Regions from separate parts of the Homo sapiens genome. Here region 1 is linked to region 2. A link is an interaction called in ENCODE POLR2A ChIA-PET data of the cell type or tissue named here. Cell type or tissue: PC-9. All regions are shown on one strand. Links, peaks and the distances in the headings refer to the core of each region. The heading gives the core; the rest is flanking DNA.

Evidence for each region. Peaks named below come from ENCODE experiments on the same cell type or tissue, not always from the same donor. Only the 100,000 strongest peaks of a DNase experiment are listed, where the experiment ranks them.
Region 1: POLR2A ChIA-PET joins it to region 2 with 8 read pairs; 1 of 35 experiments calls an interaction of 5 or more read pairs at or near these places.

What each region holds. Positions count from the first base shown.
Region 1 is chr6:126,719,858-126,724,260 of GRCh38, reverse strand. LOC105377992 (a long non-coding RNA gene) reads right to left here. Exons shown (of 5, transcript XR_001743836.2): 4 at 3,992-4,100; 5 at 2,433-3,678. Among named protein-coding and RNA genes, the nearest start is that of MIR588, 240 kb to the right of the region's middle. In PC-9, for the core only: no CTCF peak of the experiment used is centred there; a DNase peak (open chromatin) is centred at 2,310; H3K4me3 peaks cover 360 bases; H3K27ac peaks cover 3,402 bases.
Region 2 is chr6:125,865,333-125,869,735 of GRCh38, reverse strand. All of the region lies in intron 3 of NCOA7 (nuclear receptor coactivator 7), which reads right to left. Among named protein-coding and RNA genes, the nearest start is that of NCOA7-AS1, 49 kb to the right of the region's middle. In PC-9, for the core only: no CTCF peak of the experiment used is centred there; a DNase peak (open chromatin) is centred at 1,985; H3K4me3 peaks cover 978 bases; H3K27ac peaks cover 1,216 bases.

The DNA of each region.
Region 1 (4,403 bases), core at 194-4,193, 850 kb before region 2:
ATACATGCACCACATCAAAAGTAAATTGAAGTTAAAATAAATAATGTTACACTGAAAGTTGAAAGAATATAGCAAATCATAAAGATGGTTGTATACTAATTGAGAGTATTTTAATTGTTAAAAGATTTAGAGAAATAAACATTGTAGATGGGAACACAGTGCTGAAAGATCAGCGCCGGTTCTGGTTTTCCTTTCTAGTGGCTTGGCACGGCGGCTGCGCTGAGCTCCAGCCCAGCTTTCGGAAAACAGAAGCAATGCTGTTCAAAGGATTAATCAGTGGCCCATACACAGGAGGCCTGGGGCCACTCATGTACAAAGCCCTAAAAGTTGGTACAGAAAACCTGTGCCTTCCATCCTTGCTGTCTTGCAATTCCGTGAAGGCGGCGGTTCTTGGCAGGCATACCCTGTAGGGTTAAGTTTGCTTCGTTTTTACCTCCCATATCTGCAGTGCTATTGACCTCACCAAACTACTTCTCTGTTCCCTTCCTCACTCTGTTGCTAGTCACCCTGTAATACAACATTAAAATGACCAATACTTCCTTTTCCATCCTGGTCTGTTTTCTTACTCATGCTGATCTACATTACATGGCTAAAAGGGCTCAAGACAAAAAGGTTGTCTTCATGAAAAAAAAAAAAATTGCCATTGTTTATCCCTCTCTTCATTCCTATTGAATTCAAATCAATAGAATTGAAAATTTTTTTTTACAATATAATCTACACATATTTGAATTGTATATAAAAAAGCCTTCTAGGCATTTGATGGAGATATATTAACATTGGTTAGGGTTTGGGCATTTTGTAAAAGAAAAATATTTTGGTTTGTGTGTGTCTTTCAAATGTATATGATATTATTTCTAAGTCCCCATCCTTTTTCTTCTTTCTTCAAAATGTACCTCGTCTTCACCTTCAAGGGGCAAATTAATTGTTAAGTACAGTCAAGGAAGGCATCAGATAGAGAAAAAATTAAAGTATTTCATATATAGGTGTATAGCCTATCAAATAAATAATTACCATCACACCTTTTAAGCATTCACCTGTGTTATGTTAAGAAATATTCTAGGTTTTATACATAAAATATCACATTTAATCCTTAAAATAACCCTGTAAAATAAGTATTAGTGGCCAGACATGGTGGCTCACTCCTATTATCCTGGCACTTTGGGAGGCCTAGGCAGGTGGCTCGCTTGAGCCCAGGAGTTTGAGACCAGCCTGGACAACAAGGCGAGACCCTGTCTTTAGAAAAAAATACAAAAATTAGCTGGGTGTGGTGGCATGCATCTATAGTCCCAGCTACTTGGGAGGCTGAGGTGGGAGGATAGTCGGAGCCTGGGAGGTCAAGGCTACAGAGCCGTGATTGTGCCACTGCACTCTAGCCTGGGCAACACAGAAAAACCCTGTGTCAAAAAAAACTGTTAGTATTTTATAAATTAGGAAAATAAGAAAAATTAAGTTTAGAGATATTTTTACCTTCACTTTTTTTCCCTAATACTATATATTGAACATCTAATTTGTGCCTTACACAGGATGATCGTTTGGAGATAAAATGGTAAGCAAAAATATTCAAGATCTATCCTTTCATTGGATTTCCAAAGGAAAAGCATCTGGTTAATAAATCAGTTATTAGGTGGCAGATCAAGTATTCAAATTCAGGACTTCCTGATGCCAAAGCCAGGACCTCACTAGTGTTTCTTTGTCAGCCTTTCTCAGTAAAGAAGAAGAAAAATAGTGTCAGAAGCTGGTCAGTCCCTTTTATATACGGCCTCCAATTGTTCCAGGTATAATTAAACCCTAAGAAGGCAAACAAATTTTCCTCCCACTTAGCATCTACTGTTAGATTCTTAGGAATACTAGCCAAACGTCATATTCTATGGTTGACTAGTGTCCAGTGGAGAGGCTATTTCAGGTCCAATAATATATTTGATCAGACATTTGGTTACCAAATAAACACATCCAGTAGTATAGATTCTGGATACATTTAGTAATTATGGATGCTGTTAATGAAAACACCATATTAACTTTTCAAAAACATTTACTTTAGTCATAAGTTTCAATTTTTGTCTGCTGACTCTATATTTTAAGTGAATTTACAAAATGTATAGATGTTTAAGTAGGATTATAAATCCAGAGCTTTTGTGTGACTTGAATCCCCTCCTGCACTTACTTTTCTGCCAAGTAAATGTGTCATACATAAGTCTCATACCTATTTAACAAAATATGTCAAAAACTTACATCATTTTTTCTGCACTCCCAAACAAGTTCAGGATAGGGAAATCATTCCATCCTAGTTGTGGCACACATGAGTCAAAAATCAGGAGACTCACACATATTTCTAGGTGACGTGATCACTTAGTCATCTACTCACAAGCAGATTAAGAGAAAGAAAAAAAAGCAAGACTTCAAAAACAAATCACCAACAGAGGCTGGAAAACCAGTTTCAGCAAAGCAAATCAACCTTTATTCTCAGGGCTAGCTACTTTCTTGTTCTTAATAAAGAACTACTCTTCCATGCCACACTTCCCAGAGGCCCAAATGACCACTCCATGTTGTCCCAGATATGATTCAATAGAGCAGTGTCTTGCTGACCCAACCTCTTACAAATGAATACCTACCTTCTATTGATAATAGCTACCCTTATATTTCCTTGAAGATAAACCAAAAACAGCACTAAAGGAATTTAGAAAATATTTATGCATGCAATCTTTTAAGTCCAGAGCTTGAATGGTATTATCTGCTTACTGAAAAGAGTAAACATTCTGGAATGTATTTTTGGTGGTTACATGAATGGCAACTTACTTGCTGCAAATATGCCAAGTGTATATTGCAAGGGCTATACATATTGCTTACTGGTTCAACATGCATTTCTTTCCAGAATGCCAAGAAATGTTGCTCTAGCTTCTGTTGGTGCTCTATTAATGCAGATGCAAGGCTAACAGCAGTCCTCTCCTTTCAAGTCACTTTGATTACATTAACCTGCATCAGTAGATATGGCACCCCATGAGTGGTACAAAATGCAGTAGTGTACTGGGAGTACCTTTAGAGCCACATTTGAACACATTATGAAATATATGCCTCCTTTTCCTAATGAAAATGGAGCCACATTTTCCTGTTCTTTCAGCCAGATGGAATTATGATTGGTGTGTGCTTGCCTTTTACATTACTATTTGATTCCATAATAAGAACCACATGAGACAATTTTATTTTATTGGTTCTTCAGTTGCCAACATGGCTTTTGTACAACTAATAAAATAAATAAAAATATTTCCCCTGTGGTTTTTCATATAAAATACATTTGTTTATGAAGGATAAGCACATACCAATCAAAACCTGATCTGGCATGAGCAATATTGTCGTGCTTTTTCTCATTAAATAGGAAGCAAAGGAGTATTTATTAGTTTCCTAATAGCACAGTTGGCTCAGACTGGCATATACCTATGTATTAGATACTGAAGGTATTTGTTTAGAGAGCAATAGGTTAGGCTGGTGTCTTGGCAAAAGTTTCAAAACCTAGTTACTAATGAAAATATATTTCCTGGGAGGGCACATAATGAAGGAAGTAAAAAGAATAAAAAGCTGCATAGCTTCTTGGTGTCCATGGTAACTGAGCCATGATCTTCTTCAGAGGGAGCTCCTGAAAAAGCACTGCTGGCATTGCATCTTCTGTACTGCAACCAAGGAAGCCTAAAATGAACCACAACAGCATGTCTAAAGTTAGTGGCCTGCCATTCATAGAGCACAGGCCAAGATTTTGAGAATGAACTGAAAGGTCACCTTTTAAGTATACTTGAATGTAACTCATACTGCCCTAAAATCTGTGATTAGTCATCAGCTTACATAAGTTCTTATTATTTAGAATATTCAAAAACAATTCATCAGTATCCCTTTCCATATACAAATGCTTAACAGAGCAATGGCTTAGGAATAAATTTGCAATAGAAATGGATTTTCTTCTTAAATATCTTTCTGAGCAAAGAACAATAGAGGACCACTTTACCTCTGATAAGTCATCACACTTCCATTGACTGACGTTGGTCCTCCAAGAAGCCCATGAAATCTATCAGAGGTCTTGTTCTTTCATTGTTTTGTTTTCAGTATCCACAGGCCTTGAAAGATGAAGATAGGGTTATAGGCAGTCACAAGCATGTTGAAGCCTTACTACAGAAAGTAAGGTGAACATCTGAGAAATGGCTCTTACCCTAAAATGATGCTTTCTTGCAAAGAAGAGGCTACACTACATAAGAATTGAATTATACTACATGAGACTTGAGTTTAATTAAATAGTTGCAAGAAATACTTTACAAAACTAACTTTGTCAGTCATTTTTTTTTAAAAAAGAAAACCTGTCCATGTTGTTTTAATAATTTGGTAAAAAAATTCCGTTTGCTTAAACTCTTCCATTTCCCGGT
Region 2 (4,403 bases), core at 211-4,210:
ATCTAGCCAGTTCTGCGTCTGCAGGAAGCTTCAGCCAAGGCCCTGCTTTCACCCGCAGAGCCAGCAACGCTGCCTGAGTAGTCTCACGTGCTCTCTCCTGCCTCCCTCTTTCACTTTTAAGGTCCCTTGTGATTGCACTGGGCCACGTTGATAGCCCTGGAAAATCTCCTTAAGGTCAGCTGATTAGCAACCTCAATTTCATCTATAGCCTTGGTTCACCTTTGCTATGTAACCTAACAGGTTTGGGGAAATAGGACATGGACATCTTTAGGGGGTCATTAGTCTGCCTGTCAGAATTGGAGAACAGATCTGTGGGAAAAGACAAAAAAAGAAATTGAGATTCAAATAAGAGATTTTTGAGTACCAAAGTAGTGATGTGAGATGTGGACATTGAGTATGCTGGTGGGGGGGAAGACTGGGGAGGGTGTCAAGAAACGAACTGGCTAGATATGCTGGTTCTGAGAAAAACCAGCAAGAACAAGTCAATACATAATGTCCTTCAAACCGGAGCATCTGGCTCCTGTCACAGGCCCCTGGGGACTGGGTGAACTCAGGACAGTGGACATGATTCATTATTGTGCTTGAAAACAGAATCCGTACAGACATCTGTGAATTCTCTGGATCTTGATTCCATAATTTCTACTTAGATATAGGAAGGGAAGAAAAGATAGTACGTAGCCTTTTTTTCTGTTATTAACAAGTATCTGAACAAGCACAAACAGAAGTTTGGAAAATTATCAGGTTTTTAAATTATATCAGGACCAGTTCTGCATGGGGCTTAAACTTACTATGTGCCCCTTCTTTCTTTACTCACCCATGAACGACCAGCTCTCTCCTCCATCTATTTCTATCATAAGAGCATCTGAAGGGGGTTCAGGAGGCTGACAGCACAGGACCATCAGTAACTCTACTAAAGAGGGAGGATGGTTTCTATGACATCCAAATGAGGGGAATTCAAAGAGGCAAAAATTGTCTGTGTCTCTATAGATTTTTCAAAGAAAGGGGTACCCTGATTTATGAACAGGAGAATCTGTTTCCAATGACAGGCATGTCCCTATAATGGAAACAGATCCATTCAACTATGATTGCTGAAGCAGTTTGATAGTATTAATTATAAAATCAAGTCATGTACCATCTCACTTATGTCATCAAACACCTTTCTGATCACAGGTTGGTTTAGGGGTCAAAATGAGCTGGGTTTAACTAGCAACCATGACACATTTTCATAGCCACGTGATATTAATCAAGTTAGCTAAATCTTTGTGCAACGGTTTAGCTGTAAAATGAAATGCTGAGAAAATTAAGCTGATTCATACAGTGTTCATCTCAGAGCCTGGCACAGAGCACATGCTTAACAAATGCTATTGTTATTTATAATAATGTAGTCAACACAAGTAAATAGCAATGTGAATAGAGTAGTATGTTAAAACAATTATAAACCATGAGCAAAAAGGTTTCATCCAGAAATACAGCAGTGATATAGTATTAATATGATAAAGCTTTATAAATTGTTTAACAGAGAAAAAGAATCTGATCATTTTGATACATGCTAAAAAAGCATTTGACGAATTAAACAGCCATTATTGTATTTTTAAAAAGAACAAAAAAATTCCAACTGTTAGAAAACTAAGAATAGAGTGAACTTCTTTAATGATGAATATTTATTCTTGATATTCACTAGAAATATGCTTCTGAAAAAGCAATGCAACGCTAAAGAGTATATACGAAAAGGAATTTCTTCATAGGAATGAAAACTGAATGACTTCACGATGTCACTTCCAGGTCTATAGAAGCGGGCTTATTACCGAAACACCGCACTGGTGAGGCCCCACCCCCAGCTTTCTGGAAGGAAGATTCCAGGTGAGCAGAGGGAAAAATAGCCCCAGGCACTGCATGAGCTCCACCCCCTTTCTTTGGTTCCAGTTGTGCCAGGAAAGGCCTAAATTGCCTAACAGCAATTCTAGCACAGTGTTTAAGGTTTCTGGGCACGGTATCCACCAATTTAGTGGTATGCACTAAATTACAACATAGAGGCGAACCTAATGTGAGGCTAAACCACAAGTATTTCAGGTCATAAAGAAAAAAGCCTTGTAGTGGAGATAAAAGCAGCAACACTACAAACATAATGGAAACTCCAGGATAAAGAGGGAATCCCTGCCATTCATCAGAGGCTACCTTGCACAGCACCACAAGGCAATCTCTGTGCTTGAATGCACTACAGGTACCCACATGCTCAACGTCTCTTGAGAAATTAAGCACTATTCTAACCTCTCCTAAAGTACACCTGTATAAACTGAGATGAGCTCTTATATCAGAAACCAAAAGGAAAAGAAGTACTTTTTTTAAAGTAAAACATTACCAATATCAATTTATGGTTTATACCCAACTTGGTTCTGAAATCTAGTCAAAGCAACAGATGAAAAGTTTTAAATACTGAGAAGAAATGAAAATGTGGTCATTAGCAGATAACATAATTGTCTGTGTAAAGAACCAATATTATCATGAAAATGTCAAAAATTCATAAAGTTGTTCACTAAGGTGGCCAGATATCATAATTTTTAATTTTTGTAACAGAAGCGTAATTGGAAAAGTCCCAGGTAGAGTGGTATCAAACTATATGACATCTAGGAATAAATATAACAAGACAATGACAAGATATACATAAATAAAATTAAAATGCTTAACTGAAGTGTCTAAATGGATATAATACTCCTAAGTAGGAAATCTCATCTTTAAATAAATATTTCACTTTTTTCAAATTAATGTTTAAATGCAATTTAAATAAAAAATAATTTTTTATGGCAAAGGAACAGTTTCCAAATTGAAAACCATGCTTATCTAGAAGCACAAATACATAAGACTATCCAAAATTATTTTTCAAAGAGAAGTGAGGGTAAGCACACTCTAATGATGTTGAAACACATGATTATAAAGCCACAGCAATTAAAACATTGCAGTGACATCACCAAAAAACAGAAATTTGGTGAAAATAAAAGCACCATTATAAATGAGAGGAGGCTGGATTTCCCCATAAATATCATGTAACTTAATGTTGGAGGGAAGGTTTTGGCATCAGATGGACTGTGAATGAGAGTCCTGGTCTACCATCTGCTCACTAGGTAACCTTGGGGAAGTAACTTAAAGACAGTCTCCCAGTGCACAAAATGGAGATACTGCTGGATTCCCAAAGAGTTACCCTAAGAATTTGATAAGGTGATTCAGAAAAAGCACTTTGCAATGTGCACAGTAAGGGTTCAAGGGACTTTAAGGATTATAATTAAATGAAGCTAGGTGAATAATGGCTAAGATTTGGAGAAAAATTTGGACCACTCTCAAATCAATGCAGAGAGATTCAAGACTGAATAGCAAAAAATAAAGTTATATATCTTTTTTTTTTCTTTTTTCTGAGACGGAATTTCGCTCTTGTTGTCCAGGCTGGAGTGCAATGGCGTGATCTCGGCTCATCAAAAACTCCACCTCACGGGTTCAAGCGATTCTCCTGCCTCAGCCTCCTGAACAGCTGGGATTACAGGCATGTGCCACCATGCCCAGCTAATTTTGTATTCTTAGTAGAGACGGGGTTTCTCCATGTTGGTCACGCTGGTCTCAAACTCCTGACCTCAGGTGATCCGCCCGCCTCAGCCTCCCAAAGTGCTGGGATTACAGGTGTGAGACACTGTGCCCGGCCTAAAGTTATATGTCTTTGAAGAAAATATAGCACTTATATCTGCCTAAAGAATGTCTTCTTGGCCAGATGCAGTGGCTCACACCTGTAATCCCAGAACACTGGAAGGCTGAGGTGGGAGGACTGCTTGAGGACAGGAGTTCAAGACATGCCTGAGTAAGATGGGCAGACCCTGTGTCTACAAAAGAAAAGAAAGAAAGAAAGAAAGAAAATATAAAAATTAGCCAGGCGTGGTGCTACATGCCTATAGTCCCCGCTACTTGGGAGGCTGAGGTGGGAGCATCACTTGAGCCCAGGAGTTTAAGGCTACAGTGAGCTATGATTGCACTACTACACTCCAGCCTGGACAACAGAGAGAGAGAGACCCTGTCTTTAAAAAACATAAAATAAATAAACTTTAAAAAGAAATAACACCTTCTCTATTGGCGATGCACACATCTCAAATTATTGACCTGACTCTATAAAAAGCACAATTAAAACATTCAGTATTGTTAGGTAGCACTTTAAGAGAAACCTAAAGTATAAGCTGTTATAATTAAATTAAAAAAAAAAAGATGTGTCAGGGAAGAATGAACCCTATACTCAATATGAACTCTGTTTTAACCTGTGGCACAAAGGAAAATGTCATGCAGTACATGTTACCTACCTTCCTTCCTTCAAGCAAGTCACAGGTAACATAGTTCTCGACTAAAATGAGTCATACTGTGCTAAAATCTAA